Linked DNA regions of Homo sapiens: all the other regions are linked to region 1. Evidence: chromatin loops called from intact Hi-C (ENCODE). Cell type or tissue: MCF 10A. All regions are shown on one strand. Links, peaks and the distances in the headings refer to the core of each region. The heading gives the core; the rest is flanking DNA. Region 1 holds the start of PAPPA (pappalysin 1). Region 2 overlaps ASTN2 (astrotactin 2). Region 3 has its middle 230 kb from the start of LINC00474. Region 4 overlaps ASTN2 (astrotactin 2). Region 5 has its middle 330 kb from the start of LINC00474. Region 6 overlaps ASTN2 (astrotactin 2). Region 7 has its middle 41 kb from the start of LINC00474.

Region 1 (4,550 bases), core at 536-4,535:
CTGTTATTGTAATTGTTATTTAGCAAAGATAGGATTTGAACCCAATTTATTCTACTCCAAAGCCTACATTCTTTTTAGTGACCTTCACTTGAGCAACTGATGAACTATATCTGTCAGGGTGTTCACAGATGCATCATCTGGGAAAACTGAGGCAGAGAAAACAAAGAAATTAAATTAATTGTTTATTAAGAAACTAATAGAATCATAGCACCATGATTGGTACCACAGGAGAAAATAAAGAAGCTATACAACATATATAAATATATACACTTAAATTCAACAGGGGTTGTGGACAAACATCTTTATGCACAGCGCTGAGCTAGGCAGTTGGGAAAGAACAAATATGAATGCAACAGTCTCTGACCCAAATGGAAAAAAGAAGCATGCCAATATATAATTTGCCTGAGAGTTTGCTTTGAGGGTGTGCCGATAGAAATTCAGAAGCAGTTCTACAAGGGCCCAGAGGAGGGAGCCCTTCAGGCTGCTCGGGGAGGGGTGCAGTCAGTTGAAGATTCTCTGAGCAGGTGACAGAACTGGCCCTTGAAGATTCTTGCCTTTAAAGGTCTTCACCCTTCAAGGATTCTAATCTTGGAGGAAAGATATAAGCAGGACACTACACTAAGAACAATGGGAGATCCTATCTCAGTGAGTTCCAGATTCTGTGAGACAGACGATGCTTGCTTTAGGAATTCTAAGACGAGAATTATCCATCTGGCTTGACATAAGAAGTACATAGGGCTCTGGCTCCAGAGAAAAGCTGAGAAAAAAAGCTCAAAGGGCCATTAAAAATTAGATCTGTGGAAATGAAAAGAGGGTACTTATATATTGAGCACCTACTATGTCATGCAACACACTAATCTAATCCTCATGACAACTCCATGGTAAGGTCACAGAGACTCAGAGAAATTAAGCAACTTGCTGAGAGTCATAGGAACCCAGGTCAGGGTGACTCTGAGATGTACTTTTAACCACCCTCACCCACATTCAAATCAGTCTCAATCTTTAGGGCTCTACTTTGATGTTACTTTTCTAACTTCCAGTAGAATCTTATGTCCTTTCTGGAAAAACGCTTTTAGTAATTACCAAACAAAATGAACACTGAAGGAGTATATCATAAGAGCGAAGAAACAGAGTCAAAGTACCTTTTAGGAAAAAATCCTCAGGAACTTAAGGGAGTCCCTGGGGAGGAGGGCTGGAAGGAAGGAAACTAACTGAATATTGGATGACTAGATGGGAATTGTTGCCTTACTCCGATAATTAGAGGCTACATTATATTTCAAATCTGGAAGTGATCTTAAGAATATTTGATTCCAGTTTTTTCATTTTACATTAGAACAGAATGAGATCTAAAGATCCTACACAAAGCAGAATAAGATCCTGAGTCACCTGACATTGAAACGATTGCTCTTCTACTAAAAATGATTAAAAGAGAGGGAACACATCCATAAAAGATCAAGTATTGTAGTAAAAAAGGGATAGCAGTACATGATACATTTTATATATATATATATATATGTGTGTGTGTATATATATATATATATATATATATATATATATATGAAGGTCTTTTATATATACATATATATATGAATGTCAGTCATAGATCAAGGGTTAGGGTGGGTCATGAACCAAGAATTAAATTTCATCTAATTTTATGCACTCAATTAAAAACAAGCAAATACATACATACATATATGCATAAAGAGTTAGAATGGCTTCCAAGACAGATGGAAACAAATAGTAAATGTATGTTCAATGAATGGATGAGTGAAATGTCTTGCCAAATGATCCCAGTGCATTTGAGGACGGAGATCAAGGAGTTCAAGGACCCATAAGACATGAACTTCGTTGTCCCTTCGTTTTCCTGCCTCCTACAGGAGAGAAATAACTTGGCCTCCTCAATTCTTGTTTGTCTTTAAGAACCTGAGGAGCACTTTGTCTTTGACAACAACAATAGAACAAATGGTATTCGTATATCATTTTTATTGTTTACAAAAGATTATACCCCAGAGCATATCTTGTCCTCAAAATAAATTTGCCAAGTAGATATTCCCATTTTAAAGGTAAGGAAGTGGAAGGGAAGAGAAATGAAGTGTCTTACTCAAGGCCAGTGAACTGATATGTGTTGGAGGGAGTAGGAAATGAGAAGTAAAAATCTTGTGCTCCCACTGCTGGTCTGAGAATTGAATAATTCCCAGTTGTCTAGGAATATTCAAAATTATTGTATACAATGACTTAAAATCCCCCTGGAAGACATGCAGTTTCTAAATGCCTAATTGCCACAACTGAAGTAAATCAGTAGTCATGGTCCAACCTCTATTGGAGAGGAAGGGGGATTTTGAATGATACAATTTATGTTGTTCAACATAGCTCTCTTTTTATCCAATGGCAACCTTTTACAGATGACTTGGAGTTGCAAAAAGTCAAAGATTTGCTTAGGCAAATTCTTTATTCATGACATTGTGCACCCAAGATTTTCTTTCCTCCAGCCAGTCTCTGGAAACACATTTAGGGTATTGTGCTATTTTCATTTTATGACTACAGAAACAGAGTTCAAACGTTCTTAGTCTAAGACTATTCAGCAACTTCTTTCTAAACTAGGAAGGTATGAATCTGAGATCTCCCATTTTCAGAAAGCTTCCATAATCTTTGCATATATCGCATTCCAGCTTTCATAGAGGGGATGTCTGAGTCATTTGCTCATCCGACAAATCGTCATACTTTTGCCAACAAACATTCTTCCTTGGTTTTCTCTCTTCCTGAAGCGTGTAGCAATGTTCCTAGCTCTCAAGAAAGATCTGGAGCAGCTCGGAAGATAAGAGCAATTGAAGAAGAAAGTTACAATTTAGTGGAGTTAATTTTATCGCAGACTTTCAGCACGCTATTCACATGCAAACTTCACACAGAATATTTTTATCACTACCTTATTGGAATAGATTGGTAATTAATAGCTTGTAATCCACCATTGCTAACATGTTTTGACTTATTAAACACTTGGACAAAATAAAAGAAGATCTGTTTTGCCATAAGGGGGAGCTTTTGAGTTCTATAAAGAGGGGGAAAAAAGAAGAAAAAAATATATTACATGTATGTCCCAGTTCAAAAACAGACCTACAAAGCAGCAAATGGTCAGATCCTTACCTGTGACTTTAACAATTTCAGAGGACCTGAATTGCTTAAGTTGAAAACATTAGGCAAATTAATATTTTTCTCTCATTTTCTTCTTATAAAATTAAAATAATTTCTAATGACCAACAGAGTATTTTAAAGAGTATTCGGGGAAATTCAGAGACCCAGTTGTACTAGGACTACAGCTTCTGAAAGGCAGATGTCCTGGACAGTGCCTTTCTTCTATTTTCTTCTGATGATTCCATAAGAACTTTGGAAACATTTGGGTTAGCTGAAGCCAGCCTTATCTGGGGGCTCAGAAAAGAGGGGAATGGTTCATCATCGTACAACTTTAAGGAAATTCTGAGAGGGAAAAGGACAGGGAAAAGAAGAGGGAAAGAGGTAAAGGGAGAGGAAGCGGGAAGAAGAGTAAGGGAGAGAGTGAGAAAAAGAGAAAGAGAGGGAGAGGGAGGGAGGGAGAGACAGAGAGAGAGAATTAAAAAAAAAAATCTAAGAATCAAGTTTCAAGACTCTTTATGTGCTACAGAAAAGGATGAGGTTTACCAGCAAAGTGCAAAGGGGATCCTAAGAGAAGAGACAGATTTTTCTCCTGCCATCAGAAATAATAATAATAAGTGGGGGGAGTGAGGGAGGGAAAAAAAGCAAGCAAAACAAAACAAAAACAGGAATGTGTGTTTTGAGCAGGAATGAGAGCTGGGAGGACCGTAAGGGGGTGTGTACAGAATTTCATTAAATTGTTACTTTAAGATTGTCTCCTTAAAAAAAAAAAAAAAAAAAGAGAGAGAGAGAGAGAGAGAAAAGGAGGGGGTGGTGGAGAAGCGGGAGCGAAGGAAAGGAGGCAAAAGGCAAAGTGAAGGAAAGCTGGATAGCTCGGCCTCTCCAAACTGATTGATTAGTCATGATCCCCGCAGTTTTAACAGGGACTCATTCAATTGGGAAGGTGGAGCGCTGGGGAGCAGATTAGCATACGCTTGTTTACTCATCTTCTGAGGGATTTTTTCCCCCTCTTTCCTTTCATTTTGAGAAGAAGGAGGGAGGGGAGGGGGGACTTGGGGGGGGAGAAGGGGGCTGTGGCTTGTGTTATAAAGGACGCAAAAAATAAATAAATTAGAGCATCTTTTGGGGGGAGGGAATTCAGCGGATCAGTCTTAAGAGGAGCTTTTTTTTGGAGCGAGAAATCATATAAAATAAAATGAAATAAAACAAGGAGGAAGGCAACCAGCTGTTAGGGGAAAAATAAGGCAGATAAAGGAGCGGGGAGAGAAATTAATTGCCAACCAGGAGGAGTTGGGCTGTATTTTTCAAAGGTGGGGAGAGTGGAGCACACACCTTGAGGAGGAAAGCGAGAAAGAAAAGAAAAAAGCAAGTGGAAAGGGGGGCTCGCCCAAGAAGGGTGAAGAAGCGAAGAAAGTCGAGGCGCC
Region 2 (4,550 bases), core at 204-4,203, 510 kb after region 1:
ATTTGCATTCCAAGCACAGAGTTCACTGTTTGATATCATGTAGACAGTCTGCAGGTAAATATATGAACAAATGAATAAATGAATGCATAAATCTGACTCCTGTCCCACTAGTGTAATGCTTATCAGACTTCAGACCAACTATCCCAATTTATCACCACAGCCCCAAAGACAGTTGGTCTTTGTTTTATTTTATTAATGTACACTTGATAGATCAGAGAAGTAAAGTAACGTGACCAAAGTCACACAGCTAGCAACTAGTCTAGCTGTTTCTACCCAGTTTTTCTGCTCTTTCCACTGTCCATATTTCCTCTCTGAAAAACTTTCAGCACCAGTTTTCACTCCTACAGGATGAGTCATATCCGTTCCAAATATTTGTATCTTCCCATTACCTCCCACCCCCAGGTAATGCCCCCAATCTCCTCCACCCATTTCCATGGGCTAATAGGGTCTCCTGGGTGGAAAGCATTCTAAAGGTCACCTGGTCAGAAATCCCATCTAATTTTTCATTTACCACCAAATAATCCTCCAATTTATTCTTGGACATTTCTAAAGATGTGGAAATCAGTACCTTTCTAGGCCTCAAGTTCCATTGTGGAAAGGCTCTATTAAACTTAGACTAACTTCTCATCCAGGAACCACACTTCTCATCCTAAGCATCAGACCCAAGCCCAGAGTTATGTACTTTATGCTATTAGATGTCTTATCTACAGTACTCACGCCTGGACTCTAGTTGGGGTGTGGGGTCATACTACAATTAAACAATTAACTAACTAGGTAGATGAAATTCCTATCCCAGGAACCATAGGGCATTGTTGGGTGGCTTCTGAGAAGGTATATATGTATGAGTATGTGTATGTTGTGATGTATGTGTTGTGTTCATATTGCAAGCGCACACACACACACACACACACACACACACACACACATTTGGGGAATGGAAAGAAAAGCAACAGTGGAGATTCCAAAAATAAGAAGACAGAATTATAAAACTGCCAAACCCTAGGACAACTGATTTCCTAACCTAAGTGAATTTGCAAGCTCTTCCCCTAAATGTATAAGTAATAAGCACAATTACAGAGGGGCAGCTATAGCACAGTGTTTTGCTTGAGTTTAAATTCCATCTTTTTTGTTTTCTAGCTGGGTGACCTTGGAACAAGACCTTAACCTCTCTAAGCCTCCATTTCCTCATCTGTAAAATGCTAATAATTTTAGTACCTAAATATTGGATTATTTGGAGGATAAATGAGAATCAGAACTTAATGAAAAATATCCAATGCTAGCGTGTCAAGAGCATCATCAGAGGTCATTTGTTCCAGCCCCTGGCATTCATCCTAGCATTATTCAATTCTTGTACATGTCTGAATCTGTAAATCTTCCCTTGAAACCTGCCTGATGCTTTAACTGTCAAAAATTTCCCCTTAAATTACCTGTCTTCTACCTACAAGAAGACAGTAGACCAGGGTAGAATTGAATGCGTAAGTCCAAAACTGTTGAGTCAGACTACCTGATTTCAAATCTTAATCAAGTCACTTCACCTCTCCAACCTTAGTTTGTTCATTTGTAAAATGGGGATACTAACTCCTCATCCAACTCCTCTAGGAATAAAACAAAAGATGTTGTGCTAGCACATTTTCACCTATGATCTCTCACAGTTCTCCACCATCCTACAAAGTAGGGATTGTTGCCCCCTTTTACAAATGAGAGAACTGAGGCACAGAGTGATAAAGTATAACTTGCAAGAGGACACCTGTCTTCAAGTGAAAGCAGTTAAATTTCTGAGGCAGGTCATACTCTCTGTGGGAAAGGGACCCCTGGACACTGCCCAGTAGCCTAGTACTGGCCAGTGTCTTGGCCAGAATCAGGAATCAGTCGGCATTGAAGGGTAACATTTACTTCTTCCTCCTGGGACAAGGCAGGTTGTGGCCAGTAACAGGAGGCTGAAAAAAAAAGGTCATATGTGATCTCCTGCTGCCCTCTAGTGCCTACTTAAGATGATTGCTCTGGGGAAATCTCTGTTCTGATCCTTTCTTGGCAAAGAAGGATCATTGTGTGCAAAGCAACTTCCACTGAGGGAAGCCAGGGAAACAGTAAAAGCTAGCTATGATACAAGGAAGCTTAGTGCGATGAGTAAAAGAATTCTGAAAGAGCATTTGCTGAGAAGGCCTATTCAGTGCCAGGTTTACAGCTAGGCACAAGGGGGGAAAATATGAATAACAATTTGTTTCAATCCTTGTGGTACTCAAGTGTAGAGACCTGATGGGACGTATTGGCTGGGAAGGAAAAAACAGAGATGGAGAAGGAGACGCTTAAGATATGGCAGAGAGAAAAGATAATTGATGGAGCAGGATCTTAAAGAAGACAGTAAGAGAAAAAATTCCAAGGTGGTAATGGAATGGATGCGGTCTGAACTTCATATACATCTGGATGTGAAATTCAGTTGGTCAAAACTAGGCATGCAACCAGGCCCTCTTTGTATAGTTACACAAGTTGAGCTCTGTAAAAAGGTGACTCACTCATAGGTGGGAATTGAACAATGAGAACACTTGGACACAGGAAGGGGAACATCACACACCGGGGCCTGTTGTGGGGTGCGGGGAGGGGAGAGGGATAAAATTAGGAAATATACCTAATGTAAATGATGAGTTAATGGGTGCAGCACACCAACATGGCACATGTATACATATGTAACAAACCTGCACATTGTGTACATGTACCCTAGAACTTAAATTAAAAAAAAAAAGAAAAAAATATATATATATAAAAGGTGACAAGGCAAAAGGGTGGATGGGGACTAAATCCACCCTCAGCTTCACGTGCCATGCCTGTGCTCCTGCAATTGAGTACAAGTAGAGGAGCTCCTCTTCCTAATTCATATAAGAGGTAACTTACAGGCTAGCCACAGCCCTGCATGTGACCATAGACAAGCTTCTTCCTCATAGTAGTCTCTGCTTTTTATGTATAAAATAGGCGAATATCACCGACAATATAAAGTTGTTGAGATTTAAGATAACGGGCTGGGTGCAGTGGCTCATGCCTGTAATTCCAACACTTTGGGAGGCTAAGGTGGGCGGATCACCTGAGGTCAGGAGTTCAAGACCAGCCTGGCCAATATGGTGAAACCCTGTCTCCACTAAAAATACAAAAGTTAGCTGGGTGTGGTGGTGGGCACCTGTAATCCCAGATACTCGGGAGGCTGAGGCAGGAGAATCACTTCAACCTGGGAGGCAGAGTTTGCAGTAAGCAGAGATTGCACCATTGCACTCCAGCCTGGGCAACGAAAGTGAGACTCCATCTCAAAAAAATAAAAAAATAATGTAGGGTCATGCCAGACACTTAATAGCCACCCAAAACATGCCAGTTCTTGTTATTATTACTATTATTAGTATTATTCTAACAACATAGTCTTATTTTTAATGCAGTTTTGCTTTTAAGATGGTGATAGGAAAAGTGCTTGGTAAAGGGAGAAGACAGAAAAGAAAATCATATTTCCCAATCTTCTATTCTTTGCCAAACACAAGACATTGTGGATCTCATGGAATCCTCACAACAGTGCCTTGGACAAGTAATGTCGTAATTTTTTACAACTGTAATATACAGCTGAAAAAACAGAGTTTCCGAGAAGTGACAGACTGCAGTCGAAGGTCATTAGGCATTCAAAGACTGACTCCAAAGCCCCTTTTCTGTCCAAAGGAGCTGAGATGGATCATTAATAGGAGAACGCCTTCTCTTTCTTGGGATCAAGTTCTTTTACTTTCTTGAAAACTGTGTTTAAAACTTACTCCTCAAGAACGGATTCCAAGATTAGTTCCTTCCCAATTCCTTCCTCCTCCTTCCAATCACTTCTCAGGCTAGGGGTCAAAGAGGAAATGCTCAGAAAAGATTATTCTTGGACAAGGCTTACGGAATTGGAGGCCTCTGAGATGCTAATGACCTGCTTTAGATAAAGACTCCCAGATTGTCCCACTTGAACATATTTGAAGCAGGAGAGCAGACCAACAAGGTATACCAGCCCACCTTGGGGCCAGTAGGAGGCCACTTTGGGGCCAGGGGGAGGTTGCCAGTTTCAAACATCCAGGAGGGTATGAACATCAGCTGGAGTCATCTAGGAACCATTAGTCAGTTAAGGGAACCATTAGAAAACACTCTCTTACTGTTTTCCTGGGGGTTCACAGTCTTGCTTTCACATTTCTAACTATTTTTAACAAAATGTTAAAAATACTCATGTTAAAAGACAACCTTTAAACATGTTACCAGGCATTACTTTTGGAAAACATGTTCAAGATTGAGTTACTTCTCCGTTAGCTCCCCTCTGCGGTGTAACTCTGCTGCTAGGGGCAGGGAGAAGGATCAATGAGCCCACTCAACAAAATATAAAAGGGCTGAAACTCATAGAGATTTCCTGTCTTATATTGAGGCAATCAGTAAAATTAATATTAACTGTAGCTGCAGTTTTACAGGCACATATTCCAGGACAGATGTTCTGCTACTTGATTTGCATACATTATGCCCTTTGGTCTCTATAAATCCTAACAATGAGAGGTAGGTTTCAC
Region 3 (4,550 bases), core at 324-4,323, 460 kb before region 1:
AACCTAGATCCTTGGGTCATCAATGGGATTTGCAGGGATGATATAAAGATTAACTGGCCCAGAAAGGCCCTATTTCAGGACTTTATGTTATTAGATAACAGACTTTCCTTATTGTTTAAGCCAATTGAATCAGGGTTTTCTGTTATTTGTAACTAACAACACAGTAACAAATACAGCAAATTTAGACACAGACCAACTACCTATGTTGCTGTCACATGCAGACATGCAGAAGGATAATCTAACTTTTAATTCTTTTTTCTTTTTCAGAAATTAGAATTTGAAACAACGGAAAGAGAGAAATTTTAGGTTAGTAGCTAAATCCCCAAGGATACTAATTAGAGAAAGATGTTGGAATTGCCTTAATGAGTCACTGCCAACGCAAGTCCTAAGGAAGCAAAGACTGTGAGTAAGCAAAGGTAGCCAGCTGCTGGGAAGAGGACAATAGAGGAAAAGGTCAGAGGGACTTTAAAAGACTGACTGTGGGCTCCCTGAGGGAAGGAGGGATGGAGAGAGTATCGGGTCCTATAGAATACCTTAATTGTTTTTATGACTTCTCTTTTCCATATCCAGTTCACATGTACTCCTTTCTGTGCATTAAATTGAGTTTCTATTGGCTTCTTTGTAACAAAAAGAACTGAACAGAAACACATATCTATTGGACAAAGAGCAATAAAATGATATAATAACTGTATCTGAGGGTTTTTTCATTTTAAAGAATAAAACAAAACAAAAATCAAACAAAAAAAACCATCTATCTGATGTTGCTCCACTCCCAACAGCATCACTAACCGGTATGTACCCAGCTTCAGCTAAATATCCCTAAAACACCTCTTACTTTCCAAGGCAAAGTCTCCCACTGTTGAGTCGTGTTGACTGATAAAAAGTTCCCTCTGGGGTAAAAAAATGAAATTAGTTTTACCTATCCTGGGGTCACCTCCAAATACATATGCCTGTAATGTATTTCAATTAGAATACATTACACACTCCCTGTCACCTTCACTAGGAGAAAATCAGCAAAGTCAACCAGCATTTTTAGTTGTCACAACTAAAAGGTACTCCTAGCATCTGGTAGGCGGAGGCCAGGGATGCTGCTAAACATCCTACAATGGACAGGACAGCCTCTCACAACAAAGAATTTCCAGCCCAAAATGTCAACTTTGCCAAAGTAGAAAAGCCCTGTACTAAAGGAGACCTTCCATATAATAGACGGAACCCCCTCTTAGAAGAGAGGCCTTAGAAATGCTATGGTTTTGGAGCTTTTCTATTGAGCCCCTCATATTTTCCATCAACAGCAAGGCCCAGGTATTAATTATATGGTCTTATTCTGTGACCTGGTTTGTCATTCCTGAAATAGCTAAAAGTAAAACAGATGTCATTTCAATATCAAGAAGCAGTGGAACAGAAAGTGCCAAGGAGCAGGTGTATCAGATACTCAGAGGTGGTAAAGTCATGGCTGTCCATGCTTTGGAGCTAGGGCATCTACAATGCAAAGGAAGATTTTAAATGTGAATTTTGTGTTCTGGTCTATGAGTAGATGATTCACGACACTAGTTTGAAAATGCCTGAGTAATAACTTGACTTTGTTTCTGCACTGGACATCTGTTGTTTTTGTTCACTGGCATCACTTCCCTTTTCTTTTTTTCTTTCTTTTTTTTTTTCTTTTTTTTTTTTTTTTTTTTTTTTGAGACACAGTCTTGCTCTGTCCCCCAGGCTGGAGTGCAATGGCATGATCTCGGCTCACTGCAACCTCCACCTCCCAGGTTCTAGCGATTCTCCTGCCTCAGCCTCCTGAGTAGCTGGGAATGCATGCGCATGCCACCACGTCTGGCCAATTTTATTTTAACTAGAGACAGGGTTTCATCATGTTGGCCAAGCTGGTCTCGAACTCCCGACCTCAGGTGATTCCTCTGCCTCAGCCTCCCAAAGTGCTGGGATTACAGGCATGAGCCACCATTCCCGGCTCCCTTCCCTTTTCTTATGGGAACAGCATTGAATTTTCCTTTGAGAAAATACCTCTCCCTATAGGGGTAGTTCCTACAAAGTTTCGATGGAATTATGTCAGAGGCTCTTATACTTTCACACCATGGCTTGGCAAGTATCTCAATCTAGGCCAATCAGTCTTTGTTTCCTTAGGATATACATCTTGAGTGAAGTAATGCGTGAATGGGAAACATTTAAAGCTGATTCATGTGAATTGGGATAGTTCCTGAACAGAATGCCTACGGTTCTTTCTATCTAGATTCTCAATTGTCTCTTGCCTGTGACTCAATTGTTCAATGACCTCTCAATTCTGTAAGTTGTTTGTACTTACTTTCATTGTTTCTTCTCCTCAGGTAAATTCAGACTCTTTTTGGTTTCTTACACTAAAAAATTATCAACTTTTACAACCATAGAATTAGGCACTGGAAAGGGAGACTACATTTGGGTTCTCATTGTGTCCCTGCTCTTAATTGGTTATTATGGTGGGAGGAAATCACTTTTCCTCTTCTGGCCTATCTCCCCATCCATGAAAGAAGAGTGATGGACCAGGTCATTCTTAAAGGCCCTTCTAGTTCCAAGGTCATAAATTTCTAGTAAATACCAGACCTTCTTTAACTAGAAAAGGTAAATTAAACTTTCAACACAACCAGGAGGTGGTGCTCCAGTACCATGATGACACATCACTAACGGTGTCCAAGCAGTATTGCCCCTGTTGGGGCTAAGGGATTCCAAGAATCCTACAAGGTCTTTCCACACTGTCTGGTTGATTGAGCAAATTTTCTTCTATTGTGAAACACATTTTTATGTGTGGCTAATGTGGGAAGTCTTTGCAGGACCTCTATAGAGATGGATAAGCCTTCTTCCTCAAATGATTTCCTGTTGGTCAGTGTGGGAATATTATTCCTCGATATTTGGTAAGTCACAGTGATGTTGCGTGGAGATAAGTGGTGATATTGTGCATGTGGGAAGATAACTAGAGTGAGATGAGCAGCTACAAACATCAGGGGCTTTGCATTCTGGCACCAACAGTGCCATGTATTTGATGTGTAACTTTGGGAAATAATCCTGGATTTTGTTTCAGTCACTTCCTTTAAAAAAGATTACATTGCATGAAATCAGTGGTTCCCAAATTTATATTTTCCCAATGATAAACAGTGGAAAAATATTTTATTAAATAAAGTCATACATGAAATTCTCATATAAAGTACTTCTCAAAACTCTTTATAAGGGACAGAAACTCAATTCAAACAAGCTTAAAAGTAAAATAGGAAATTTATTACCTAAAATAACCAGGAAATCTAAGTGGAAGAACCATGTCAGACATGGCTGGGTGAGGAATTGAAAGCTGTCATCAGAGATCCACATCTCCATTTCCTATGTACCTATATCTACTTGGCTTTCTTCTCAGTGCGCTCTCAATGTGTGGCAGCAACATGGTTCTAGGAGAAGAGAAAGAAATAAAAAAGCTGTCTTCCTCATCTCTGCTTTCTTCCTTGGTAGGTTATCCCTCAGGTGCCTCCATAGAACATCTAAGTCATAAGGAACAGAACCTGAAAACTATGGGACAAGAAGATCTATAACATTTCTTGCAGCTCTGAGGAACTAGATCTCTAAGTTGTGAAAAAGGTGACACAGTTCTGTCTCCATTCTTTGTCAGGTTAATGCATTTTCCCATCTCTATAGAGGTCCAGCAAAGACTTCCCACATTAGTCACACACAAAGATATGTTTCACAATAGAAGAAGAAATTATCTACAGATAAATGGGAAAATGCAAGTTTGGGGAAATGCATTAAACTTGTATTTTCCTCATTATCTGTGGGCTAGCTATTTATTTAGAAAACAAAATGACAATTTGTCATCTTTGCTTGACTATTTCCTCATTCTCCAAAATATCTGTAACCTCATTTACATCATACAATCTCTTTGTACATGGTAGGAAACCCAAAGATAAGTTTCTCTACTATTCCAATGACACAATTGAGGAGCAGATAATCAAATAATCCAGTTACCAAAAGATAAGTATAAAATATTGTATCTACAAGAGCCCAGTGAAATCACCTTGCCCAACTCAATCATTTTTCACTTAAACAGATAGATCCAAAGGGGGAACTTTTGTTCTCAATACCATGTAATAATTTAGTCCCCAAGCAGGAATTGGAAGCCAAGATTGCTGCTTCCAAACTCCTTATTTCATCTAATTGTTGTTTCAGTGTAACTAGCAATGTCTTTCTCAATAACACAATTCTGATCATATCACTTTTTCCATCAATTATTTCTATGATTTTCCATTTTTAGTAAATGGTATGAACAACTTAGCATGACAATCAAGACCTTTTTTGATGCAGGCTCTAGCCTACTTGCCCAGCCTCATCCCTACCACTCCTTGCTCTTCCCATCATGTTTCAGCACAACTGACTCTTCTTGGCATCCCTTATATGTTTTGCTAGTTTTAGCTTCTAATCTTTGCTCAAAAAATCCCTATGTCTAGAATACTACCCCTTTCCCTCTTTTGTCTCATGATTTCTCCTTCTCTAAGATTCATTTCATGGGTTACTCTTTTCGAAGAATC
Region 4 (4,550 bases), core at 281-4,280, 420 kb after region 1:
TTCCAGACCCAGAAACTGGAGCATGCAAGGCCTTGGGGAAATGACCAGCAAGTTCATAGCCCAAGGTTTCTCTGACTGGTTGGAGAGTCTAATGTATTCCGTCATGCCGTCTAATTCAGAGTCTCCTTGCTTTGACTGTCTGTCTCCTGCTTCTGTTGGCTCTTGCTCAAGATGTGAAAAGTCATTGGAGATGCTTATTACCATGGGGTGGAAAAGTCAGGGGGCTTTGAAGCAGATTACTCGGTTCGAATCTGGGCTCCCTAACTTTGTTGTCTTGAGCAGGTGGTTTCACGTTTCTAGCCTTGCTTTCTTTATCTGAAGCATGAAGCTGATAATTTCTACTTTCCAAAGTTGTTTTATGAGCTTTAACTGAGATAACTGATATACAGTGCCCAGCACAGTTCATATAGTGGGTTTACAATTAATGTTCATTCTGCCCCTTCTTTCCTTATCAATATAAGAATAACCAAATCCTATATATTTACTTAACCCTTTCTCTCTTATTGTATAAGTTTTAAATTTTATATCTCTATCACCTATTGTTCTACAGGTTTTAACATGAGGGCTTTTAGTCTCTTTTTTTTTTTGAGACAGAATCTCACTCGGTCGCCCCGGCTCCAGGCTGGAGTGCAGTGGCATCATCTCGGCTCACTGCAAGCTCCGCCTCCCAGGTTCATGCCTTTCTCCTGCCTCAGCCTCTCGAGTAGCTGGGACTACCGGCGCCCGCCACCATGCCCGGCTAATTTTTTTTGTATTTTTAGTACAGACGGGGTTTCACCGTGTTAGCCAGGATGGTCTTGATCTCCTGACCTCGTGATCCACCCGCCTTGGCCTCCCAAAGTGCTGGGATTACAGGCGTGAGCCACCGCGCCCGGCTGAGTCTGTTATTTCTATATCCCAGCACCCTGCATTGATCTGGGCCAGGATGGTTGCTTGAGAAAGTGTGCTCATCTGAATCTGTTTCACTCAAAATCCTGTGATTCCAAGTAAGTTTTATTTGTTTAGTTACATAATAAGCAACCTTTGCTGAATCCTGTACCATCCTGACCTGTCCTGTCTTTTCTGGCAGAACAAGCTCTGTTAGGATCACTCACATGTTCTCCTTTTATTTTTTAAAAAAGGTATATTTTTAAAAGGAAGAAGGAGATACATCCTGAGAGTTTTGGTAATTGTTTCTTTGCAACATTTGCTGCCTAGAGAAAGTCAGATATGAACAGTAAGACACTCACAGGTCAGGATTAAATGAGATGGGGAAGATTGGAGCTGATCTCCCTGGAGATGAAATGGAAGCTGCAAGGACTCAGATATGATTCGGTGCCACTGCCCCAGATGAGACTGAGGCACAATCCCTGGCCCCACGCTGGTGGTTTCCTCTCCCTGGGGCACCATCAGCTCCTACTGTAGCCATCAAGTCTATGTGGTTTCCCCAAGGGAGCCACCTGAAATCACCTTGTTCTTTGCTATCATGACCGAGGCAGAGAGGGGAAAGAGACCAAGCTGAGCACTCAATCTGGACTCCAGCCCTCCTTCCCTGGGTCTTCTCACTTTTCTTCTATTCTGTCTCTTTTTCCATCTTTCACAACCCTTTCTCTTTCCCTATTTCTGGCCTCTCCCTCTTTTCTCTTTTAGAAACATTTACTGAATTACAAGTGCTTTTGATCCATGTGGAGTTATGTCCATACGGTGAGTGTGAGTATTTGGTGTGTGCTGTGCTGTGGGTGCTACGTGAGTGGATGCCATCTAATGTGTCTGTGTCTGTTTGTGCTGGGTGGATCCATGTGGCACACGGTATGTATATCTTTACAGTATGCCTGTGGGAAGGTGGCTATGTTTACGCATCTGTGTGCCTGTGCTGTTTATCTATGATACGCCTCTTGAGGCATCTGTCATGTGTTGAGTACAAGCTGTGTGTTGTCTGTGCGTGGCATGCTATCCCCATGGTGTGTAACTTTGTATGTGTTGTGGATCTACTGTATGTGTCTGTGTGCTTCCCGTGTGTGTGTGACCGTGTCTCTTTGTTATCTGCCTTTCGTTGGCTGCACATAGCTTGAATGTCCCTGTTGGGTGATGTGCTCACATGCATGTTTATATGTGTTGGTATCTGTGTGTTGCCTTTGTTTTTGTTTAGCTGGCTGAGGTGACTGCATTGTGTATACCTGTATGGGATGGATTGCATTCATTTGTGAGTCTGCACCCTATATGATTTCTCTAAATCCCCTGGCTGCATGCTGTGTCTGTGTGGGGTATGTTGCATTTGTTGTTTGTAGGTACAACTGCATATTCTGTGTGTTCCCCTGTGTCTCTGCCTCTGTGAAATGTGTCTGTGTGTTTTCCCTGCCAGCTCCTCCTCCCCTTCGGGTGCCCCAGCCTCTCTCCCTGCCTTCTCCTCCCCAGGCTGTGACCACTCTCAGCTGACACCTCCGCTGCTCTGGCAACCCAAGAACAGCCTGGAGAAAGGTCAGCTGGCCGCCTTCCCCAGGGCCTGCCTGGATCCTTGGACCCCAGTGTTGCGTGGTGTGGGAGCGCCCTCTGTTGGCTGTATGGGCCATGAACACCACTGGAAACAGACTTCCTCTTTCCCTTGCTGCTCACCCCTGAGACTTCCAGCCTTCTTAATAAGGGACTTTAGGAGAGGAATGGGTAGGGTCGCCTATAATTTGCCGTTGAAAGCGAGATGTTTTGGAGAATGAAAGAGGGTGTGAATAAGTGCACTGAGATACTGAGTATTCGGCAGATGCGTCTTAAGCAGATGGTGAGGAAGGCTTCCCTGACCGCCTACTTGGGTCTCAGCCCCATGGGCATAAGCCAACAAAATGTGTGCTAGCCCTCACTGGTGAAAGGGTCAGCTATTCCCAATTTATGTTTGAGGAAGTCAGAATCTCAAATCTATGCTTACCCAATGACTTCACGCTTTCCCTTGGGAATAATTTCCCAAGACCCCAATTTCCCCTTTGCAGCAGGGACCCAAGGTGGAGACCCAAGGGTTCCAGTTCCAGAAAGAGGGAGGACTGAAATGTTTCTAGGGGATTTAACAGAAAGAGGTCAAAGGCACTCTTGTGAGAAGAAAGGGAATAGTTATAGAGGTACCCAGGACTTGTAATGCCCCAGGTGCGTGACTCTGACAGCCTCAAGAGGAAGAGAAAGGTGCTGTGTGCACACATGTGGGTACATGCGTGCACACATGTGGGTACATGCACACACACACACACACACACATATATACACACACACACATCAGGAGGCAGAACATCCAACAGCCTGCATGGCTAATATCGTGGGGTTTGAGAATATACACATTTACTATTTCCTGCGTTATAGAAGAAACACAACCAAAGGCACCATTTTATGCAAAAACATGAGTTTTCATTGCATTCCTTGTGCTGGTGATTAAAGAAGAGGCTCTGATAAGCAATGGCTATTCTTTAACTCAGGATGACAGCTCCAGGTGAACCAAAAGACCACTTGGCCCAATTGGTCGAAAGTGTGTTCTTCAGAACATTACCTCCCATGAGACATTAATAGTTATTTGAAGGTGTGGCCAAATAAATTTGAAAAATACAGGATTAAATAAAGTTAAACAGATTTTTTTTCTCATGGGATATCTCAGAGCCTTTAATATGATAATGTCTTATGAATTTCTAAGAAAGGAGGAGACTGTACTCAGCATTTCACAAAAGATATGAATAATGGATTTTTTTTCCAGAATGTTATGGGACAAAATTCTAAATTTACACATGGGCAAAGCAAGACCCCAAGTAGCATAATTCAGTTATTATTAAATAACTATTTACTACAAGAATCATGTTTTTTGTTTGTTTGCTTTTGCTTTTGTGTGTTTGTTTTAGTTAATCTCTTTGGATCTTGTACTAACCTACACAGGTAGGTACTATGTTATCATGTTAAATGACAGATGAGAAGAGAGACTCAGAGAAGTGAAGTGGTTTGTCCCAAGTTATGGCATTGGTCAGTGACAGCAACACTCAATACCAGGCACCTCTCTATAAACCATATACAACTTCCACTTTGCCAACTCCTGTGAGTATGATTTTATAGAAAGTATAAAATGTGGCAGTTGTCCCCAAAGCCATACGTTGTACTTAGAATTGTTTTTAAAATCATATAAAAAAGAGAAACATGGTATAAAAAATGTGGACAAGAAGTGGCATTGTACATCCAAGGTGAGAGGACTGAGTGAGACCTGGGAGAATCGGGGAAAACTTCCCAGGGGAAGTGAATTTTAGCTATGCTTTGAAGGATAGAGGAAGCTTAGTTAGATCAAAGGTCAGCAACTTTTAAATATGAAGTAGCTGGTAGTAAATATTTTCTGCCTTGTGAGCCACACAGTCTCTGTTGCAAGTGCTTGACATTGCCATGTAGTGTGAAAACAGCCATAGATAATATGTAAATAAAAGGACATGGCTGTGTTCCAATAAAACTTTATCTACAAAACAGACAGCCAGCCCATGGGTCCTAACTTGCCAAGCCTTAAGTAAGAAGGAAAAAGGTAGGAAATGTGGCCTTTTTTGGCTACAGGAATCACTTTTTAAAAG
Region 5 (4,550 bases), core at 352-4,351, 560 kb before region 1:
GTATAAGTAGCCCCCAAGGAAGGCATTCCCAAAGGTCCACTTCAATTGTGGCATAGGAGTGTAATGGATAGGAGAGAACGTCTGAGTTTGCAGCCAAGAGCCACTGAAAACAATGAGTGCCCAAAGAAGTATTGTTCAGAGAACAAAATCAGGGCTTATCCATGAACTTTCTCTCTTCTCCATAGAGGACCTTCACAATGTCTCCCCAGCGAGATTTCAAACTTGCATTAGTCCAGTAACTGCTGTGTGTCTCCTATTTACCTCTTTTCTGAATAGTTACCCAGAACCTGAGAACTCATGTTGTGAACTGATGGAGAAAACTATGCATCAGTGAAGTATCTTGGACCTTGAGCTAGATGAGGTGACTTAGTGGGACTTTGGCTTATTTCTCCTGGGAACAAGCTGAGTGTATTCTATGTATGGGAAGAATAGTAAAATGGATATTCAGTAACCAGAGCTGAGGACTGAAGTAGAAACAATGTGACGTGTTGCCTAAAACATGCTACATGGTTCCTTTTTCTTCTGGAGACAGCTAGACTATGTTTCTCAACTCTCATTGCAATGAACAGACCAAAGAAATATGAGTGGAAGTTATAAATGCTACTTCCAAGTCTGGCTTCTAAAATCTCCTGTGTGATACTTCACATGCTCTTTTTCTCATCCTCTGCAGCTGAATGAAATGAATATAGAGGAGAACTGAAAGGCCATGGAGGATCTGAGCCACTACATGGAAAGAGCAAGGGTCCATGAATGACAGCTTGAAACAGGGTCCCTCTCTGCTGCCAACCTGCATGGATGGAGACATGAATAAGAAATAAGCACTACTGAGTCAAGACAGAGAGATCTGAAGGTTGATTGTTATAGCAGTTGGACTTCCCTATTATCTAATATACTGTGCTATCTTCCAATGCTTAGCTAGTAAGGGGGGCTCTAGGGATACCAGTTAAAGAACTCTGGAATGCATCCCTTGCAAGTCTGAGATATGAAAGGCCACAATTAGGTCATGTTAAGAAATCTAAAGCTGACTGTAGACTGAAGTCTGGCTTCAGTAAATATGAAAGAGAAAAGAAGAGCTGACTAACTGCTTTGAATTAGAGCCAGGAGAGACTGTTGCATTGCTACTGACCTGCAGTTAGAAAGTTCATCAGGGCAAGGAGCCAGTGATTGTTTCCCAGGGAACATGTGTGGGCCAATGATACAGAGCTCACTGGAGTCTTGGTTGGTTTTGTCCAGTAGGTCTGCCTGGAGGGAGAAGGAAAACTTACAAAAGGAGACTGGGGGTATACTTGTGTGTGAAGGCCCAGATAATGAGGACAGATCCCCAGAGACCTCCTAGAATAGCTAGAAAAGCCTGGGGTCAAAGAAGCTGCAGGGGAGGAGTGTCCAACATGAAACCTCTGAGGAGTTCAGGGAAACACCCCAAGAGAAAGGAAGTCAGCTTTAATCTTCGGCAGGGCCTAGAGAGTGAGAAGTCAATCAGGAATAATAAATGACCCATCTCCTTGTCCCCTGTACCCTTTGAACCAGAGGGGAGCAAAACAGAAGCTAGCTAATGAAAGATGTGTTATAGAATTCAGGGTAACTGAGGTTATGCTGCAGAAGCAAATAACAAAAAGATCTCGAGGACTTCTTGTTTAAGTTCTTTTTTTCTTCACATACATTTATTTTCTGTTCACACTACAGTATGTTATCAGTTAGCATGGGTCTCTGTTCAGCATAGTTCAGGCAGGCACACAGGCCAATAGAGGTTCTGTCTTGATACATATTTCCAAAAGACATTGTCATTGCATAAGCACAGCATTGGAACACTGTGTGACTGTCCTATGGACCTCAACTGTCCCATTTTTAACCACTGTGTGACTGTCCTGTGGACCTCAACTGTCCCATTTTTAAAATGGGAATTCATGAAATGAGGCAGAAAAAAGGAACAACACATATCGACATTTCTCAATTTTTTAAAAAGAAATTATGTGTGTGTTCATCTATCCCAGATTAGAGTTTTTTTTTTTTTTTTTTTTTTTTTTTTGAGACGGAGTCTCGCTCCTGTCGCCCAGGCTGGAGTGCAGTGGCGCGATCTCCGCTCACTGCAAGCTCCGCCTCCCGGGTTCACGCCATTCTCCTGCCTCAGCCTCCTGAGTAGCTGGGACTACAGGCAGCAGCCACCTCGCCCGGCTAATTTTTTGTATTTTTAGTAGAGACGGGGTTTCACCGTATTAGCCAGGAAGGTCTCGATCTCCTGACCTCGTGATCCGCCCACCTCGGCCTCCCAAAGAGCTGGGATTACAGGCATGAGCCACCGCACCCGGCCAGAATATTTTAATTAATTTTTTTCCTCTAACATATTTCACAAAACACACTTTTGCAAAGACCAGAATACAAGCACACCTCTGTATTTTATGTCGTTGCTGTTGTTGCCATCATACTCCTCTGAGAGTGTATGGAGGTCCACACCCAACTTTCTTGGTAAAACAGCATCCTATTTTTATCTGTTGGATTTTCAATTCTAAGATTCAAATCCAAGCATCTTCTTGCTTGTAGGCAAAGTGACCACTAGAGGGAAGCAACTGCCAGGCAGAGCAATTTCTTCACGCCATGGGTAATTTGATCCCTGTGTGTCATACTCCAAGGGTTTGGACAGAATACCTAGTTCTAACAGGAAGTTAGTAGTCACGGAGCCTGGCTACTGCCAAGCTCTTTCACTGACTTTGATCAAACCACACTTGGGGCTGCGTGCAGTGGTTTATATCTGTAATCCTAGCACTTAGGAAGGCCTAGGTGGGAGGATTGCTTTAGATCAGGAGTTTGAGACCAGCCTGGGCAAAATAGGGAGACGTTATCTCTACAAAAAAGTAAAATAGGCATGGAGGTGCACAACTGTGGCCCTAGCTACTAAGGAGGATGAAGTGGGAGGATCGCTTGAACCCAGAAGTTAAAGGTTGCAGTGAGCTATGATTGTGCCACTGCACTCTAGTCTGGGCAACAGAGCAAGAACCTGTATCTAATAAATAAATAATAAACAAACAAACAAACCACATTTGGGCTCTGTGTCCCTGGGTCTTTATAGACACAAAGTATAGCCTTGGGAAACATGAGTGGCCTTTATTTATTTTTGTGAAACTCTCCCAGTAATTCTTTTTATAAGGCTCTTCCGTCACCTCTTTTAAGACTAACTGGAGCGGTAACCCCTCCTTAGGCTCAGAGATGACATTCTCTCCATTCAGCCAGCTTGTCCTCTGCCCTCATGGGACACATCGCTCTTCTTGAGCTGATGGGAGTCTGAGAAACAATCTTATACACCAAAGATAACCCTCCATTCCTCTATGGGCAGAAAAACAGATCGCAATTAGATGAGCCAGGGACCTTAATAAATGCAGATGTCCATTTAAATAAACCAGCAACTCTTGGGATGTAAACAGAAACAGAAACATACTTCATAATTAGAGATGAATGATGAGCAAATGAGTCAGTAGAGGATGGATTAAAGCAATAGTCTATAGCAATAATCAGAAAGTCAGAGCCCAAATCTCAGATCTCTCAGTAATTGTTAATTTTTGTTAGATTATTTAGTGTTTCTGAGTTTCAGCTTCTACATCTGTACAAAGAATCTGATGATACTTATTTGTGTGCATGCACAAAGCTAGGTACATTGTAGCATTCAAATGTTCATCTTAAGAAACAAAATGAAGGGTGAAGAAAAAGAGCAAACTTTGTGCATCTAATACCTGGTACAGTGGAGTCAACTAGTGCTTTGGGGCATATCACACTGGTGGTCTAATTCCAGCTCTGCCATCTACTGGCTGTGTGACCTTGGACTTGTCACTGACCCATATTCAACCTCAGTTTCTTATTTGGAAACCTAAAGTATTAATGGCTGCTTGATATCCAAAGGAGACAGATGATAGGCATCAAGTCAGTAGCTACCAAGGATTATTATTTTCCACATAAGGTACTTTTCTAAATTCATCCTGATTAATACTATAATATAATCTCATCATCAACCCTCTAAAGCAGGAATTATTATCCCCATTTCACAGGCCAAGAAACTGAGAGATTTAAAACTAGACAGTGTCTGGACTGTTTCTGTGGTCTAATTGTTTCATCATGCCTTAACTGAAGTAGAAGACCTGTTGACCCATGCTGACTACTAGAGCTCCTGGCTAAGGTTTCCTTTGCTTTCCTTTGTTTGTTTGTTTGTTTTTGAGATAGGGTCTCACTCTGTCACCTTAGCTAATGTGAAGTATCGCAATCACAGCTCACTACAGCCTTGAATTCCTGGGCTCTAATGGTCCTCTTGCCTTAGCCTCTAGAATAGCTGCTACAATGCAGGTACATGCCACCATACATGGCTAATTTTTTATTTTTTGTAGAGACTGGAGTCTTGCCATGTTGCCCAGGCTGGTATCAAATTCATGGCCTCGAGCTATCCTCCTGCACTAGCCTTCCATAGCCCTGAAATTACAGGTGTGGGCCCCCATGACCAGCCTAAGGTTCTCTCTGATAAGTGCTATTTCCTCCGCAGCCTTCCCAAAGCTTTGGGGGGTACACACTTT
Region 6 (4,550 bases), core at 265-4,264, 350 kb after region 1:
GAGAGTTAAGGCAAGCCTTCCAAACACACAGCTACTACCCAGCAAAGCTAGAACTTGAACCCAGGTTGATCCAATTCCAAAGCCTGTTGTTTTTCCACCACAACAGGCACTTCTTAATTGCTCTGTCTCTGTGAACTTCAGTCTCCTTGTCTCTAAAATAAGGATATCAGGGCCAGGCACAGTGAGTGTCCCATGCCTGTAATCCCAGTTCTTGGGGAAGCTAAGGCAGGAGGATCACTTGAGGCCAGGAGGTCAAGATCAGCTTGGACAGCATAGCAAGACCCCATCTCTAAAAAAAAACAAAAAACAAAAAACAAAAAACAGCCAGGTGTGGTGGCATGTGTCTGTAGCCCTAGCTATATGAGAGGCTGAAGTGGAAGGATCACTTAAGCCCAGGAGATCAAGGTTGCAGTGAGCTGTGACTGTGCCACTGCACTCCAGCCTGGGCAATAGAGTGAGACCCTACCTCAAAAAAAAAAAAGGAGGATGTCAGTATCTACTCTACAAGAAAGTGAAGAAGAGTACATTAAATCCATTAAAGGATTTATAATCTGCAAAACATGATGTATATGTCAGTAGATGTTGCTAAGGAAAATTCACACAGTGCCAGGTAAGGTAATAAAAATGCCAGGTCAGTACTTCTGATACATATGCCAATGTTCAGCTCCAAGGACATAGCAGGGCACAAAAAATGTGATAGTGAAGGATCTTTAATAACCTGGAAACATAGCCATCTTAAACAAAGCAGAATTTGAATGCCAATACACTAACTCACTTCACACACGAAGAAAAAAGTTGGGGTATGAGGATGCTATGCTGCAGGAAAATGTATTCCTGAGATTAGAGCTTCCATAACTCTTCCCTAGTTCTCTAAAGAGCTGGCTGCTTCTGTTCCATCATCTCAGCTGAAGTTCCATCCCTTTAGAATCCTCTGCACCACCCCGACTAATGCAAATCCAAACTGCCCACTCTCAGTTATGCCCCACCAGAGAACTCTTGATTTTATTCCAAGCACTAGTGATAATTTGTAGTTACTGTGTTTGTCACTTTATTTACCTCTTTATTTGCTTTTTATTACTAAAATATTAATTCATGAGTTTAGAAGCCTTGTCCATGTTGTTCATGATTTCCCCAGTGTCTAGCAGAGTGTGGGGGGCACAGTAGCTATTCATTAAAGGTCGATTGAATGAATCAAGGCAGGGATGATGCCGGAGAGGTACTCATGACTCAGTCAAGGTTTTGTAAACACGTGTGGACAACTAATGTTCATCCCTTAAGTTTTTGCTCATACCCAATGTCTTTCAAAAAGCTCTTCTTGGTCACTCTTTGCCTTCACCTGGCAAAGTTTAGGGCCCCTCAACTGAGTTCCCACAGCTCCCTGTGTCCCTCTCTATTATAGTCCATAACTCATTGTCCTGTAATTACATATGTAGTTGTCTTCCTCCCCTCATGCACTGGGAGGATTATGGTAAGGTACCTGGCCTGTCTTAGTCACCACCTGAGCCCTAGTGCCTAGGCTTATGCAGAACAAGTGAGTCAATGAATAAGCATGGCTTCCTTTACCTGCTGGAAGAAAGCCCATGGGGTGGAAGATTGGGGGGATGCTAGGACCTCATTATGCATCAACCTTGGAGTTGTGTTGGAAACAGCAATCCCATGAGGCCACTGGGTCTTATGTAAAAGAGTACTGAGTAGAGATTCAGGGGACTGGTCAGTGCCCCTACCTTCTTATGAGATTCTGTACGAATAAGTTCATCTCCTCATCCACCAAAGCACAGGACCATAATAAAAAGAATGCTCATCAAGTTCTCCACCAGCCTTTACCTGATTCAGTCTTGCAACCCACCTAACTCCTGTTTATTTTCCTCTATATTTCTCTATCACTTTATCTATCTGCCAGACACCACACCCCAGGAAATCTCCCTAATTGATATGATTGCTTATTGATGCCTGACGAACCCTGGAGTTTCTGCCCAGCCTCACCCTTTGCTACAGCACCTCAGCCACCCACACTGGTTACCCATTAACCCTTTGACTCTACTATCCCTGTGCAGTGAGGATTGCTCTTCTCTTTCCACTGCCCTCTCCTTTTGTAAAACCCTTTTTAGTTTACAATGTATGCCTCCACCACCTCATTAAATTTAAGCTTCACAAGTGCATGATGAGGTGGGCACAGCACAATGGAAGTGAAAATTTCCATTTAGGGGAAGGTGAATCTCCGGAAAGGAATGTGGGTAGCTGAAGAGGTACTGGAACCAGATCACACATTTCTAACCCCTGATCCCGTGCTGCTGTAGCTATAGCTTGTGCTCTTGTCTTCTCATCCAGGCTGTGAGCTGAGCCATGACTAATACAGGCTTACAGCCACCCCCTGCAGTGGCTAACAAGGAACCCACCCTTACTGTGTCCCTCCAAACATGTTAGGCAATTCAATTCACTAACATGCTGATATCAAATCTCCTTTGAGAGGGAAAAGCAGCAGAACAGACAATATTGTGCTCAGCCCTGGGTTTGAATTCTGGCTTTGCTAAATGATTCTAAGCAAGTGACGTCATCTTTTTAAGCCTCATTTTCCACATCTGTAAAATGAATGTGAAAATATCTATCTCTAGGGAATCAATGAACTCAAATAAGAATTAATTTAGATAGTGTATGGGAAGCACCTAGCACATTGCCTTGCGTATGGTAAATAATAAACAGCAGCTTTGCTATTATCACTGTTATTTTAAAAAATACCAATTCATGAAACACTTTGTGTGGTGTAAGCAGAAAGGAAAAACTCAACAAACTAGGGAAAGTGAATTATCCTCATGTATTTAGCACTTTTTGATCCTCCCAAACCAGAACTGCACAAACTATGTGTCCCAAGATTAAAAACAGCTGAATGCCCAAACTTCCCTCCCTTTTCTAAATATACACCTCAAAGCCTGCCATTAACTAATAGCTGGGATATCTTCAGTAGATAAGGGAGACTATTTGTCTTTCTTCTTCTCCCCTAGGGTGGGAGAAGAACCCAAGCTCCAAACCCAAGTCTGACCAGGACTCCCCAAAGGCAATCTCTGGGAACCCAAAAGCACCAGTGGGGTGTTTGGTTTTTTGTTCTTGCGATAGTTTACTGAGAATGATGATTTCCAATTTCATCCATGTCCCTACAAAGGACATGAACTCATCCTTTTTTATGCCTGCATAGTATTCCATGGTGTATATGTGCCACATTTTCTTAATCCAGTCTATCATTGTTGGACATTTGGGTTGGTTCCAAGTCTTTGCTATGGTGAATAGTGCCGCAATAAACATACGTGTGCATGTGTCTTTATAGCAGCATGATTTATAGTCCTTTGGGTATATACCCAGTAATGGGATGGCTGGGTCAAATGGTATTTCTAGTTCTAGATCCCTGAGGAATCGCCACACTGACTTCCAGAATGGTTGAACTAGTTTACAGTCCCACCAACAGTGTAAAAGTGTTCCTATTTCTCCACATCCTCTCCAGCACCTGTTGTCATAGGTGGGAATTGAACAATGAGAACACATGGACACAGGAAGGGGAACATCACACTCTGGGGACTGTTGTGGGGTGGGGGCAGGGGGGAGGGATAGCACTGGGAGATATACCTAATGCTAGATGATGAGTTAGTGGGTGCAGCGCACCAGCACGTCACATGTATCCATATGTAACTAACCTGCACATTGTGCACGCGTACCCTAAAACTTAAAGTATAATAATAAAAAAAAAAAACAGCACCAGTGGGATTGAATGAGGTCCTGAGCCCATCCCATTCCCCAAACTCAGTTCTCCTCCATACTCGCACTTGCACACACACACAAAAAGCATATCCCCCTCCCCACTCCATCCCTGGAGGCAACAAGCCTCCAGAAGGGTGGGGAGAAGGCCCAAGCAAAGATGAGTCAGGTTTTCTGGTCATGCAAGCAACACCATTTAACCAGGCTGAGGTGAATCATTGAGAAGGAGGTGGGACCTGGGAGGTGGCAGAGAGAGGTAGATTTCCAAATGTGTGTGTGTGTGTGTATGTGTATGCATGCATGTATGTGAGAGAGAGAGACAGAGAGACAGGGACAGAGAGGCAGAGAGACATAGAGACACACAGAGAGAGACAGAGAGAGACACACACAAAAAACAAACACAGAGAGGAGACACACAACACACAGACACAAAGACACACACTCACACACAGAGAGAGGAGAGAGAGAGAGAAATAGAGAAAGAGACCAAGAGAGAACTACAGCCAGAAAATACTCAGAAAGACTGAAGCAGAAACTGAGAGCCACAGTGAGAGACAGAGGAGAAATGGAGAGAGAAAGAGAGAGACATAGATAAGAACACATAGGGCCAAAGACAGAGAACCAGAAATAAAAATGCAGAAAAAAGACAATCAGAGAGAAGTGGATAGAAGGTCAGAGACCTAGAAAGACAGATAGAAATAGAGAGACATAGACAGGAGTTGGTGAGGAGAGAGAGAGAGAAACAGAGAAAATCGGGGTCAGAAAGACCAAGACCAAGGCAAACAAGAAAAACAGAAGGAAGAAAG
Region 7 (4,550 bases), core at 137-4,136, 270 kb before region 1:
ATCTAAATTAATAGGCTGCTGCTTAGCCAATCAGAATGGAAGGTTCAGTTTTACAGGGACACAGAAGTTTTCTCTCTCTTTTTTTTTTTTTTTTTTGAAACAGAGTCTCGCTCTGTCGCCAGGCTGGAGTGCAGTGGCTGGATCTTGGCTCACTGCAAGCTCTGCCTTCTGGGTTCTAGCGATTTTCTGCCTCAGCCTCCCAAATAGCTGGGACCACAAGCATACACCAGAACACCCAGCCAATTTTTGTATTTTTAGTAGAGACTGGGTATCACCATGTTGGCCACGATGGTTTCAATCTCCTTACCTCGTGATCCAACCACCTTGGCCTCCCAAAGTGCTGGGATTACAGGCGTGAGCCACCGTGCCCGGCCGGGACACAGAAGTTTTCAACGTTTACTCTAAGCCTCCCATAGATGGGAAAGTTGAAGCTCAGAGAGATTCATGAGCTTGCCCAGAACCATACAACTTGAAGCAGAATTCAGGTCTCCTGAAATTTAGGTCATAATATTTCCTGTGGTAGTATAACATTAGTCTGAGTTGCTCATAAGCTGCCCAGAGAAAACAACAGAGTTTGGGACAACAATGTCTTAATAAAATAATCTAGATGGAGGCTAGCAGTGAAGTTAGCCTCTGTAATGGCCTGCACTCTGATTACCAACACACAAAACCTTGGATTTGACATAAACCAAGAACCATGTAATCACATGTCCACCAGTGAGGTCAAGCAGACAACTGAGCTGCATAGGATAGCACAGAGAAATAAGAACCAGGATGAAATGGAGAGTCGTGTCCACCCAAAATCTTTAAACTTCCAATCTGTAACAGATTTCAGAGTAAACGAATCAAATTGTTGAACTGAATTCCCTTATAGGCTGCTGGTTTGCAACCTTTGACTTCAATGTCAATTGATATACTACAAATTTCAGTCCTAGATTTAGGAGGAACTTCACAGTATGATGTGATCCGGCATTTTGCCTTTAGTCTAACTTTGTATCATCTCCATTCTAGATCTAAGGAAACCAGAGGCTGAAGATGTGGAGTACAGGTACAATGTCTCATGACAAGTGGGTAAGAACTAGAAGAGAAGTCTTTGAATTCCCTGCTTCATGCTCTTTTGGGTGTTGGAAGAGCATGAAACCTGAAGTTGGAAAGAGATTCAAAATAATAGTGACACCACTTCCTAGCTGGGAGACTGGGGCCAAGTTACATTTGCCTTAGCAAGCCTTGGCTTTTTCCACTATGAAATTTAAAATAATAAAAGTAGTGACTTCATAATGTTGTAGGGGGTTAAATAAAACAACACATGTTAAATTTGTTTAGCCCAGTGCCAAGTGCAGCATGAGGATTTCTGAGCTGATGCTTTGTCATTGTTGTTTTGTTGTGCCTTGTTGCTTCCTGTTTCAAAGTAATGCATTCTTAGAGTTCCTGATTTTTTAAGGACCAGCTAATTTCAAATTGGCTCTCTCTCCCCCAGCAAGCCTAGTGTCTCTGCCACCAGAGTGCAAACACACTTGAGTTCACCATATTGAGAGCTCCACATGCAGTGTGTTCTAATTGGCAGTATGGTGTTTGGAACTAGGGCATCACAGTTTTAGGGCTGACTGGTATGTACCTGAGGTCAGGGACCTGGTACACAGCCACACCAAGATATGACAACCCCTTTTTGTAATGTATTCATGAGAAAACATATAGTTATATGAAGAAAGTAAAGGGAATCAGAAGCTTGAATATCTTCAGACCTCCTGGACCCTGGAAATGACTTACTTTTCCCATGGCCTGAGTGAGAGGAGTTTGGTCTGGAAAGTTGGCTTATCTTCGTTCCATCTCTGTCTCCAGTGTCTTGCCCCAGCCTGGTCCCATCTGTCATCATCTAGCAGACTTAAGGAGAGACATGTGAGTGTGGAGTGATGGGGATGGACACATTTTGCAAGACTCCAGGAAGCCCCAAACTGTGTTACTAGAGTTCACTCTTGGTGATTCTATGCAGGATGAGGCTTCCAAGGGTTATGGGATGTGGACTTGAAAGGAAACTCCTGTTTCCCATTTAGTGCATCCAGCCTCAGGGGTGGGAAGAATAAAGGGACATCTTCTGATGTGGGCTGCTGTGTTGCACACTCTTCCCTGTCCTTGGTGCGGTCCGTGTTGATAACCACAAGGTGGCATCGCAGATTAAAGTGAAATGCCACAAACTTGCTTCCCTGTTCCCAGGTGAGGCTGTGATATTCATTCCACACCTGGGAGTTAAGAGGATATTTATCACAATCTGTTCATTTTACAGATGATGATATTGAGGCCAGGAACAAGGCATAACCTGCCTGAGCGAGTTGTGGTATAGAACATAAATCACCCAAGTACTAATCAGAAAGGGAAATGCATTACCCATTATTAAGCACCCAGGTAATGGAACTTGCCCCTCAATTTAACAAAGTGTGAAATATGTCAATGTGTATTTTAAAGAATTATCAGTATAAGAAATTCAAATATATCCACCATGAGGGCAGGGATTGTGCCTATTTTGCTTGCCATGTAGAAGATCCTGGAGGTTTTTTGTCTGTTTGTTTGTTTTGTTTTTGGAGGATTGGTTTATTTTTCCTAACTTGCATAGATTTAGATTTTTCAGCTCTATATTAGAAGTTAATGGGGGCACAAACTACTTTCCCCCTTATCTCTCACTCACTCAATTAACAAGAAGCCAACAAATTTGGGGGCTGGGTTGTGCCCTTACTAGGACCCTGGCCCAATTTTTGGTACTCAGGGGATGACAAAGGGACACTGAGGACCCTGCCCTGCTCTTATATGTCCACTGTGAACTCACACATTGACTTTCAAGATTATAGAGGTGGAACAGGGATGTTTGGGCTGCCTTAACCCTTACCTTAACTCTCACTCTCCGGCTCCTCCACAGAAATCAGGGTCCAGCTTAGTTTCTGACTCTAGGAGAAGTCAAGTGGTCTCTGAAGTCCATTGGTAGCATCCAGACCTCTGGATGAGCTTCCTGACATCGCTCTGCTGCAATACTAATACACAAGGGTTCCTTCTCATTCCAGGTTTGTCACTCTCTGAGGTGCCTTAAAAAAAGTTACTTTTCTTTGGGCCTCAGTTTCCCGGTGTTTCTCAAAGCCAAACATCCTAATTTTCTAGATCATCTAATATCCTCCTGTCATGAAGTTTGTTAGCAATTGAATTGCCTCTCCTACTGCTTCTGCTTCTGTTCAGATTCCTTTATAGCAAAACGTTGGCTGTGCAATGAGGAGTCCCTAATGACTGAATGTGGAATGTTTATTCTTTGGAAAGCTCTGAGGTTGGGACTTCAGGGAAAAAGAAATGCCATCATACTGTTTTAGAAAAATGCTCTCCCATCAGAGGAAGAGTCAATGATTCTCAGTAGGAAAAGTTAAAAAAAAAAAAAAAACAAATCATGTGCCCAGATGAAACTTAGTTTTGTTTTGTATTTTAATGCTCAAATAAGCCAAGTGACCTCACTTGGGACACTGAATTTCTTAGAGTGATATTCAAGAGTAGATAGATTTTCTGATCCCAAATTTGAAAATTCCCACGGGTAAAAATCTCCACAGCAAGTAAAATCACCAATGTTGGGGAGGGGAATAAAATTAAATCATTATAGGTGTGGGTATTTTTTAAAGTGATACATACTAATCGTACCTATTTATGGAGTGCTTGTGATATATTCACACAATGTGTAATCACTGAAGCAGGGTATTTAGGATATCCATCACCTCTACCATTTATTATTCATTTGTTCTGGGAACATTTTAAATCTTCTTTTCTACCCATTTGAAATATATAATATATTGTTGTTAACTATAGTCACCCAACTGTGCTGTCAAACCCTGGAATGTATTTCTTCTATCTGCCTGTATGTCTGTACCCACTGACCAACATCTCTGCATCTTACTCTACTCTTCCCAGTCTCTGGTACCTATCATTCTACTATCTACCTCCATAAGATCAATTTCTTTGGCTCCCACATGTTAATAAGAACATGCCATATTTGTCTTTCTCTGCTTGGCTTATTTCACTTAACATAATGTCCTCCCGTTTCATCCATGTCGCTGCAAATGATGTGATTTCATTCTTTTTATGGCTGAGTCATATTTCATTGTGTGTATTTAACACATTTTCTTTATTCATTCATCTGCTGATGGACACTTAGGTTGTTTCCTTATCTTTGCTACTGTGAACGGTGCTGCAGTGAAAATGGGAGTACAGATATCACTTCGATATACTGGTTTTCTTTACTTTGTATAAATAACCAGTAGTGAAATTGCTGGGTCATATAGTAGTTCTATTTTTAATTTTTTGAGGAACCTCCATATGGTTTTTTATAATGGCTGTACTAATTTAGATTTCCATCTATAATGTATAAGAGTCCCCCTTTCTCTGCATCTATGCTAGCATTTTATTTTGTCTTTTTTTATAACAGCCATTCTAACTGGGGTGAGATGGTAACTCATTGTGGTTTTGATTGCATTTCTCTGATGATCAGTGATGTTGCACATTTTTTATGTACTTGTTGGCTATTTGTG

What was found. A loop is a pair of places that touch in the nucleus more often than their neighbours do. Peaks named below come from ENCODE experiments on the same cell type or tissue, not always from the same donor. Only the 100,000 strongest peaks of a DNase experiment are listed, where the experiment ranks them.
Region 2: a loop joins it to region 1, with 8 times the contacts of the local background. A loop is called at or near these places in 44 of 110 quality-filtered maps.
Region 3: a loop joins it to region 1, with 8 times the contacts of the local background. A loop is called at or near these places in 14 of 110 quality-filtered maps.
Region 4: it touches region 1 in a loop (8-fold over the local background); 80 of 110 quality-filtered maps call a loop at or near these places.
Region 5: it touches region 1 in a loop (7-fold over the local background); 41 of 110 quality-filtered maps call a loop at or near these places.
Region 6: a loop joins it to region 1, with 8 times the contacts of the local background. A loop is called at or near these places in 43 of 110 quality-filtered maps.
Region 7: a loop joins it to region 1, with 8 times the contacts of the local background. A loop is called at or near these places in 21 of 110 quality-filtered maps.

Annotation. Positions count from the first base shown.
Region 1 is chr9:116,149,553-116,154,102 of GRCh38, forward strand. It overlaps PAPPA (pappalysin 1), which reads left to right and starts at 4,239. Exons shown (of 22, transcript NM_002581.5): 1 at 4,239-4,550. In MCF 10A, for the core only: a CTCF peak has its summit at 3,017 (motif pointing right); DNase peaks (open chromatin) are centred at 2,739 and 4,039.
Region 2 is chr9:116,659,279-116,663,828 of GRCh38, forward strand. All of the region lies in intron 16 of ASTN2 (astrotactin 2), which reads right to left. Among named protein-coding and RNA genes, the nearest start is that of TRIM32, 26 kb to the right of the region's middle. In MCF 10A, for the core only: a CTCF peak has its summit at 1,974 (motif pointing left); a DNase peak (open chromatin) is centred at 1,973.
Region 3 is chr9:115,691,502-115,696,051 of GRCh38, forward strand. No RefSeq gene overlaps it. Among named protein-coding and RNA genes, the nearest start is that of LINC00474, 230 kb to the right of the region's middle. RefSeq lists an enhancer at 1-635. In MCF 10A, for the core only: a CTCF peak has its summit at 2,649 (motif pointing right); DNase peaks (open chromatin) are centred at 400 and 2,710.
Region 4 is chr9:116,569,820-116,574,369 of GRCh38, forward strand. The region is part of intron 19 of ASTN2 (astrotactin 2); the gene reads right to left. It overlaps LOC107987014 (a long non-coding RNA gene), which reads left to right. Exons shown (of 3, transcript NR_171890.1): 3 at 1-111. Among named protein-coding and RNA genes, the nearest start is that of ASTN2-AS1, 68 kb to the left of the region's middle. In MCF 10A, for the core only: a CTCF peak has its summit at 2,529 (motif pointing left); a DNase peak (open chromatin) is centred at 2,502.
Region 5 is chr9:115,589,130-115,593,679 of GRCh38, forward strand. No RefSeq gene overlaps it. Among named protein-coding and RNA genes, the nearest start is that of LINC00474, 330 kb to the right of the region's middle. In MCF 10A, for the core only: a CTCF peak has its summit at 2,552 (motif pointing right); DNase peaks (open chromatin) are centred at 1,152 and 2,642.
Region 6 is chr9:116,498,129-116,502,678 of GRCh38, forward strand. All of the region lies in intron 19 of ASTN2 (astrotactin 2), which reads right to left. Among named protein-coding and RNA genes, the nearest start is that of ASTN2-AS1, 3.9 kb to the right of the region's middle. In MCF 10A, for the core only: no CTCF peak of the experiment used is centred there; DNase peaks (open chromatin) are centred at 2,353 and 3,943.
Region 7 is chr9:115,881,766-115,886,315 of GRCh38, forward strand. No RefSeq gene overlaps it. Among named protein-coding and RNA genes, the nearest start is that of LINC00474, 41 kb to the right of the region's middle. In MCF 10A, for the core only: a CTCF peak has its summit at 2,139 (motif pointing right); a DNase peak (open chromatin) is centred at 2,166.